Regions from separate parts of the Homo sapiens genome. Here region 2 is linked to region 1. Evidence: chromatin contacts called from ENCODE Hi-C or POLR2A ChIA-PET data. All regions are on one chromosome and are shown on one strand. The core of a region is the stretch at or near the end of the contact, and the rest is flanking DNA. Distances in the headings are between cores, read along the strand shown.

Region 1 (3,333 bases), core at 629-3,128:
TCAAACACTGGCCAATGGCTTCTAATTGTCAACATCAAGGTGGAGCAACATGCAAGGGACTGCACTCAACAGACTTCAGTGCTTTGGAACAACTGTCAAAACCGTGCACATCAGCCCAATCTTGCTCTGCTACCATGGTCCCCAGACAACCTTCTTATTAGCTTCATGGAGAGGTCTGCCCAAAAGTGATTAAAAATAATAATAATAACTGCTAACACTGACAAAGCGTTTAACACACTCCAAGCAATGGTTTAATTTTCATGACAATCCTATAAGGTAGGACTTATTTTTATCCACATCTTTATAGATGTGAAAATTGAAGAACTGAGAAGTTCAGTAACTTGTCCAAGATCACAGAACTAGTAAGTGGGAGAACCGGGATCTAAACCCAGGCAGTCTGCCTTCAGAACCTGTGTTTTTAACAATCTTGCTAGACTGTCTACAAAGCAGAGAATAAGACCTTTGAAGGGCCTAGGCCCAATAATGATTATATGTACACTTATAAATTAATATCTCACCATTCTGGTCATACATAGAAATCACATGAGCTTGGTAACTAGGAATCCACAGCTAAGAGATGGAGCTGGTACTTAGGATACCAACCAAACCAGACTTTTGAGTCTGTAGCATGAGGGTCAGGTACAAGAGATAGTTCAAGCTATGGAGCTTTACATCAGATTGTGAGGTTTTTCCGGAGGCAGTAAGTCTGACCCTGGTGGACAGACAGTCCAGTATCACCAAGTGGGGCATGAGTTTTATCCCAGGATACACTTGTGTACAGATTTTTCAGGCTCATGGTAGACAGGTGGGATGTGGACACGATATAGACGCTCCTTCCTCCACAGTGTATTCTCAAAGATCCATAGGTAGATGATCCAACATATGAATTACCCAGGTCAACCAGGCACTTCCTTCCTTATGCCTGCCCAAACCAACAGATCTAGCCAGACACAGCTCTCTGGAGAGAACTGTGTTTATGCATGCAGCAGATTTTTTTTTGTTCTATTGTTTTTTAGTGGATTTCAAAATCAAATCCATATTTCTGGATCATGCCTCTTTTTATATGACTTTTCTGGTTTCTTATTTCTAGATAACTCACTCTCAGTGTTCAAGAGAACCCAGAAATCAGATTTGTGATATGAAGCATCCTTGTATAGCACTGGCTTTGGGGAAAAGAAGAATTAATGCCCACATTGTAACATGCGTCAGAAAGCAAATTTGGCCAGCAAATCAGAATAAGATACACTGACTGCATTAGTGAGATAAGTTTATATTATATATATATACACACACATATATATATATATATATAAAATCTCAAAATAAAGCAAACTCAACAGTAAAAAATCTTATATTTACAAATCTTATAGCCTTGTAACCCCAAATTGTAGATTCTTCTGTTGCACTTATTCTTTCAAGATGTTATTCCTTTAGTCTGGTATCTTCCACCATTACTATCCTCCAAGAACTCCCTAGACTCTAAGAAAGCAGACAGGAGAGGGATCTGTGTGTAGAAAGAGGCCTCACTAAATTGTGTGGATTAGATTAAAACTATGGCAGGAGATGGGATGAGACACAGTGCTTCAGTTAATGAGGAAAAGTTTAACTGTGGTTTCAGTCACTTTCAGATCTCCTGCCTGCCTCTTATAGGTACGAACACTTGTTTCTCACAGGTCCAGCCTTCTGTTTAATGAGAGGAACTCATTCGTCCCTAGCCTGAGATTTGGTCCTTATCAGTAAGTACTCCAAGCTCCAGGATAACACATCAATTCCTCCTCACCATATTCACCAGACACCCAACCTAAACTCATTCTGCATTCCCTGCAGTGACTCAGAGAGTTCCTGTTCACTGTGTCCCTGGATTCCTGCTTATGAAAGCTATGGAATCCCTGACCTTCACATGGAAGTACTGCTAAGCAGAAATTCAATGGTATAGACAGATGGCACCCTACTGTGTCAACTTTCCATATTGAAAGGGATTGTGAATAATTCACCCACATGAAATTAAACTGCATATCAAGACCAGAATTAGGATGCCTCAACTTACTGAAAAGAAATCAACGGTACTATGAAAGAAATAAACATGAACTCTTCTATTGCTTACTTCCACTTATTATTTTTCTAAATAGACCCTAAATCCTATTGAAAGGGTAAAATACATCTGAAAACAACAATGCAGTTAAATCCATCTTGAAAATAAAACCTGTCGATAGCTACCAAGTGAGTCATTCCTTTGGCTTTGTGGTCATAACATATTTCCATTCAAGTATAATCATAAAATTGTGGAGCTCGTTTACATAAAAGAAACAGTGTTTTCTATGTCCTTAAATTAAAGATCTCTCTCCAGAGCCCTGGGTCTTAAGATACTAGCTTCAGTGACTATTTATTACAAAAGGCTGCAATGTTTTCTGAACTCACAAAAGTATATGGTAAGGAGCAAAACCACATTGTACTATTAGCTTGCCTCCTGGACAGTACACCAAAAATTTGATGCTATGTATTTCAAATAATAAGAAATCATTTTCATTTTATTTTTTAAAAAAAATCACATGAGCACCTATTTTTGTATCTAAATGTGTCAATATTTTAAAATAATGTATAAGAAGGGAGATGAGTGGTAAGCATGAGGTTATGCTGTCTTTCTACAAATTGAAGACTAGCACTTGGTGATAAACAGTTTCACAGGACAAAGTTAACTTCCACTCCACTCCATCAACACCATCATCAATTTGGTTTTCTTGTTTTAAGGTAACTTGTTTTTCTGATGTGTAAGTAGCCACGTTACTCCACCAAAAATCCCCTAACAGTTTTTAGAGTATCTTGCCCCATGCAGAGGACTGGTACCAGGGCCCAAGACAAGTGCTTACAAGGAGTTTGTAATCAGGAAGTCTAGGGAGGGTGACTTTTCCTTGCATTATTAAATAGATCCATTGTTCAGTTAAGTGACTTTGTATAACTGGGAGGACAAAAATAAATAATAAAAATCAGTCTACCTAAGATTTGACAAAATCTGTGTTAAAAAAAAAAAAAAAGAGAAACTAAAGGCAAAAATAAAGATAAAGCAGCATATAAAATCATCTAAACTAGAATTGCAACTGTTAGAGAAAGATTTCAATAGCCAGGTAGACAAAGTGTTCCCATCATAGGTTAAGGTGTTTTCTGAAATAAATGCTGTGGAAAGAGAAGATATTTAACAAAGAAGCAAATTTCTTTTTATCATTAAGAAATATGAAAAAGGTGGATGCAAGAGGTCTCTAGGAAGATTATTTAATGTGTCCATAATATATTGTTAAACAAAACATAATTCCACTTATGAAATTTTTTTTTGGATTA
Region 2 (3,560 bases), core at 776-3,275, 1.1 Mb before region 1:
TGTGGTGGCTCATGCTTTTTGTCCCAGCTACTCAGGAGGTTGAGGTGGGAGAATCACTTGAGCTTGAGAGGCAGATGTTGCAGTGAACTGAGATCGTGCCATTGCACTCCAGCCTGGATGATAGAGCAGGACTCTGTCTCAAAAAAATAAATAAATAAATAAAGTATATGAACATCTAAGGATGCATTAGAACCATTTGCAAACTTAATTCCATGAACGAAGTTTTACTGAACAATAGCTTTGTGTAGGCAGCTGTGCTCAGAACCATAATAGGATGCACAGATGATAAGTCATAGATCTCCCTTCAATGAATCCATAGCCCGGAAGAGCAGATTTTTAAATCCCCAAAATATTAAGAAATTAAGATCCCTCAACTACCTAATTCACATAGTTTTGGGCACTTCCTATATCCAGTGATGACTTTCATATTTTGTTGATCTCGCTGGCTCTCTTCCTATTTTATTTGTTTTCTTCCTTGCTCCACAAGTTTTGGAAATGGCTTATAACAAGAAGGCATGCCATAAAATAATGATACAATATTACAAGAAAAAAGAAAGCATTGTCATCATTATAGGTGTCTTCAAATCCTGCTGGTCCACTTTTTCAACAAACTAGCCTCAAGATTCTGGCATCTTCAACAGTTTATGTTCTCTCTGCCTCAGTTACCCATTCTCCTTGATAGATCCAACCTTGGTCTTACCAAGAGGAGCTCCACCTCCTCTAATATCTTAAGCTCTCCTTTATCAATTGTTAACCAACTTTCTATCCTTTCTGTTCTCTGCCTCTCATGACCCCAGTGTTTGTTATTCAACCTCATTCTATTTCAATACACCAGCCCTTTAAATGCTCCTTTCCCTTCCCATTGAATATCCTCACCTGTGGCTTGTTTCCTTCCTTATCCAAACTAAATATGGGCTGTGTCTCTTGAACCACTGTCTTTCTGCTGCACCTGTCTCTCCAATTTCCACAAGTGGATCATCCTGATTCTCTGCTGTCTCTTACTTTGGTATGTCACTCCACTACTTATTGCTGCCCCTGTACATTCAGGGTCTCCAAACCCAGACTGGTCCTCAGAGTGCTCTGTGTCCTTTAAAAAATTGCCTTTTTCAGATCCCCTCTCCTTCTCTACCGGGGCCAGACTTTCACTACTCTCTTCAAGCTACCCTCCCCATCTCCTCTGCACCTTATTTCATAGAAAAAATTAAAGCCGTCATGTATGATATCCCCGAAACCCAAGGATTCCTTCTTATGAAATATCTGCCTTCTCACTATCCCTACCTCCACACCTTCAGCTGCAGTAGAAAAGGTGTTCCTTCCCTGAATAAAGTTTATTCTTCTGGGTTGCTGAAGCAGTTTTCATGAGGAAAAGGGAGGTTTCCACGTGTCAGCTGGAATCCATGCTTCTGCATCCTCTCCCTTTAAGGTCATTGCTTGGGTAACTATTTCCTAATATCTACCCTTATAATTGGATCTCACTGTTAAATCTAGGCGCTCCTTCATGGGCTCATTATTTAAAAATCTGGGGGCAAGTGGTAAGATTTGTATGATGAGATACAAATGTGCTAATTTCTTGACTACCTTATTCCATATTCTATTTTGGATTCTGCATTGCTAACGTACCCAGGACTTACACTTTTTATTTAATTTCTTTTTTCGGTTTCCTGTTAGTTCTTATCAAACTAGGATTTAAGAGAACAAGGTTCACATTTACCCATACATGGAACAATCAGGGCCAATATCAACAATCTGTTGACAGGAGAACAGGAGAGAAGGTGCTCATAAAAGTTAATAAAAACGGAGCTTCAGATGATCCTCAACAAAGGAAAATGATCTGCAGAAACAGGAAGCTCTTCATTCCAAATCAATTTATTTTGACAATATTAGATTATATATACAAACTGGCCTGACTCAGGGTTTTTTCATATACTTGCTAAGTCTTCCGTAGAGGAATGGCCTTTGGGGAAAAAGCACCCTGAGTCAAGCTAGCCTAGGTAAAGCCCCACCCGGCTCAGTGCCAAGCCTGGCATTCAGCACTCTGAAGATGATTACCCAAGCCATCAGGTACACAGAATTTCTGTCATTCAAATGATGATCACTAAGCCAAACTTCTGAACCATCTCAGGGAGAAAGATGTAACTCTAAGTTTACTAAGCTGGCGCCACCAGCACTTTTGTGGTGGATACACGATTGCTCAGCAGGGGTCCTGCCTCCCTTCACCAAGATGCTTCTGCATAGCTGCAGACCTTGCTCGTGCTCAGCCAGAAAGAACTGAAGCCTTGGGAAAGAGGAGTTTAACACAGAATCCATGTCGTGGGCATTTGCGAAATCTCCTGCGAGACACTCCCGCAGACAGAAGCAGTGTAGTGTGATTCATGTTAGGGAGTCAGGCAATCCTGGGTTTGAATCAAACTTCAGATCGTTCTTTAAGTTTTGGTTTTCTTATCTGTAAACTGGGGATAATAGCAATATTTGCCTTAAGAAGTTGCTTTAAGGGTTAATTATAAAGCCCTCAGCTTTATAGATAACACTCAATGTTTAGTGTATTGTTAGTATTTCTGTCTTTACATCTAAGACTCCACTCAGCCTTATTTTGGAAAGAATCTTTGCCATTGGAAAACACATTCAAGGATCATGCAGTGTATGAGAGGGTAAGAGGAAACCAGAGCTGCTGGTTGAATGTACTGGCTTGAAATTAGCAGGCCTTGTTCCCTTCATCCCAGACATAACAGGAGCAGCCAGTTCTCTGTGGTAGGAAAATCTGAGGACTCCCTGGACTGGGTTACCCACAGCAGAGCTGGGTTCACTGGAGAGGCCACAGCTAAGGATGGACTCTAGTTGGGGAGGGCAAAGCTGGACTGGGGGTGGTGGGGAACAACCAAGAATCTAGAAAGAATTTAGGATTAAACAAAGTGTGTCTTAATTTGAATGAAAAAGGCAGATTATGAGTCAAAATATGCCCCATCCACCGAATAAAGTGCCTTTACTCTCAGCACCCTCTGCTGCTGCATGAGTTAGCCCTGCAAATATACAGATATCTGTATCTATAAACATAGCTACGTCTATATTTATAAATGTAATTATATCTGTAAATACATCTATATCTATAGCTATAATCTATTATGTAGATCTAGGTCTATACACATCTGTCTAGATCTTTATAAGAAAAACAAACTCTATACAACAAAGAGTTTACATTGGATATCTTTGGGTGTATAGGATTATGGATGTTAAGAAATTTATTTTTGCTGTCTGTGTTTTCTGATGAGTATATCCCCATTTGTAACAAAATAAGACAATAATAGAACATTAATTTTGAAAAAGACATTGGGGCCGGGCACGGTGGCTCACCCCTGTAATCCTAGTACTTTGGGAGGCTGAGTCCAGCAGATCACTTGAGGTCAGGAGTTTGAGACCAGCCTGGCCAACATGGTGAAACCTCGTCTCTACTAAAAATACAAAAATTAGCTGGGTGTGGTGGTGCATGCCTGTAATGCCAGTTACTGGGGAGGCTGAGGCAGGGGAATCACTTGAGCCTGGGAGGTGGAGGTTGCAGTGAGCCA

Evidence for each region. A loop is a pair of places that touch in the nucleus more often than their neighbours do. ChIA-PET counts read pairs that join two places held with the same protein, here RNA polymerase II (POLR2A).
Region 2: a map of posterior cingulate gyrus shows a loop between it and region 1 (6-fold over the local background). The contact joins two enhancer-like sites. A Hi-C loop is called at or near these places in 1 of 168 maps with a recorded cell type or tissue (posterior cingulate gyrus). POLR2A ChIA-PET finds 5 or more read pairs at or near these places in 1 of 52 experiments (H1).

The regions. Positions count from the first base shown.
Region 1 is chr5:67,037,941-67,041,273 of GRCh38, reverse strand. The region is part of intron 4 of MAST4 (microtubule associated serine/threonine kinase family member 4); the gene reads right to left. Among named protein-coding and RNA genes, the nearest start is that of MAST4-AS1, 35 kb to the right of the region's middle. Within about 2 kb of position 1,878, at least 2 of the 41 ENCODE cell types and tissues checked have a DNase peak (open chromatin) inside an H3K27ac peak, as active enhancers do.
Region 2 is chr5:68,133,001-68,136,560 of GRCh38, reverse strand. No RefSeq gene overlaps it. Among named protein-coding and RNA genes, the nearest start is that of LINC02219, 55 kb to the left of the region's middle. Within about 2 kb of position 2,025, at least 2 of the 41 ENCODE cell types and tissues checked have a DNase peak (open chromatin) inside an H3K27ac peak, as active enhancers do.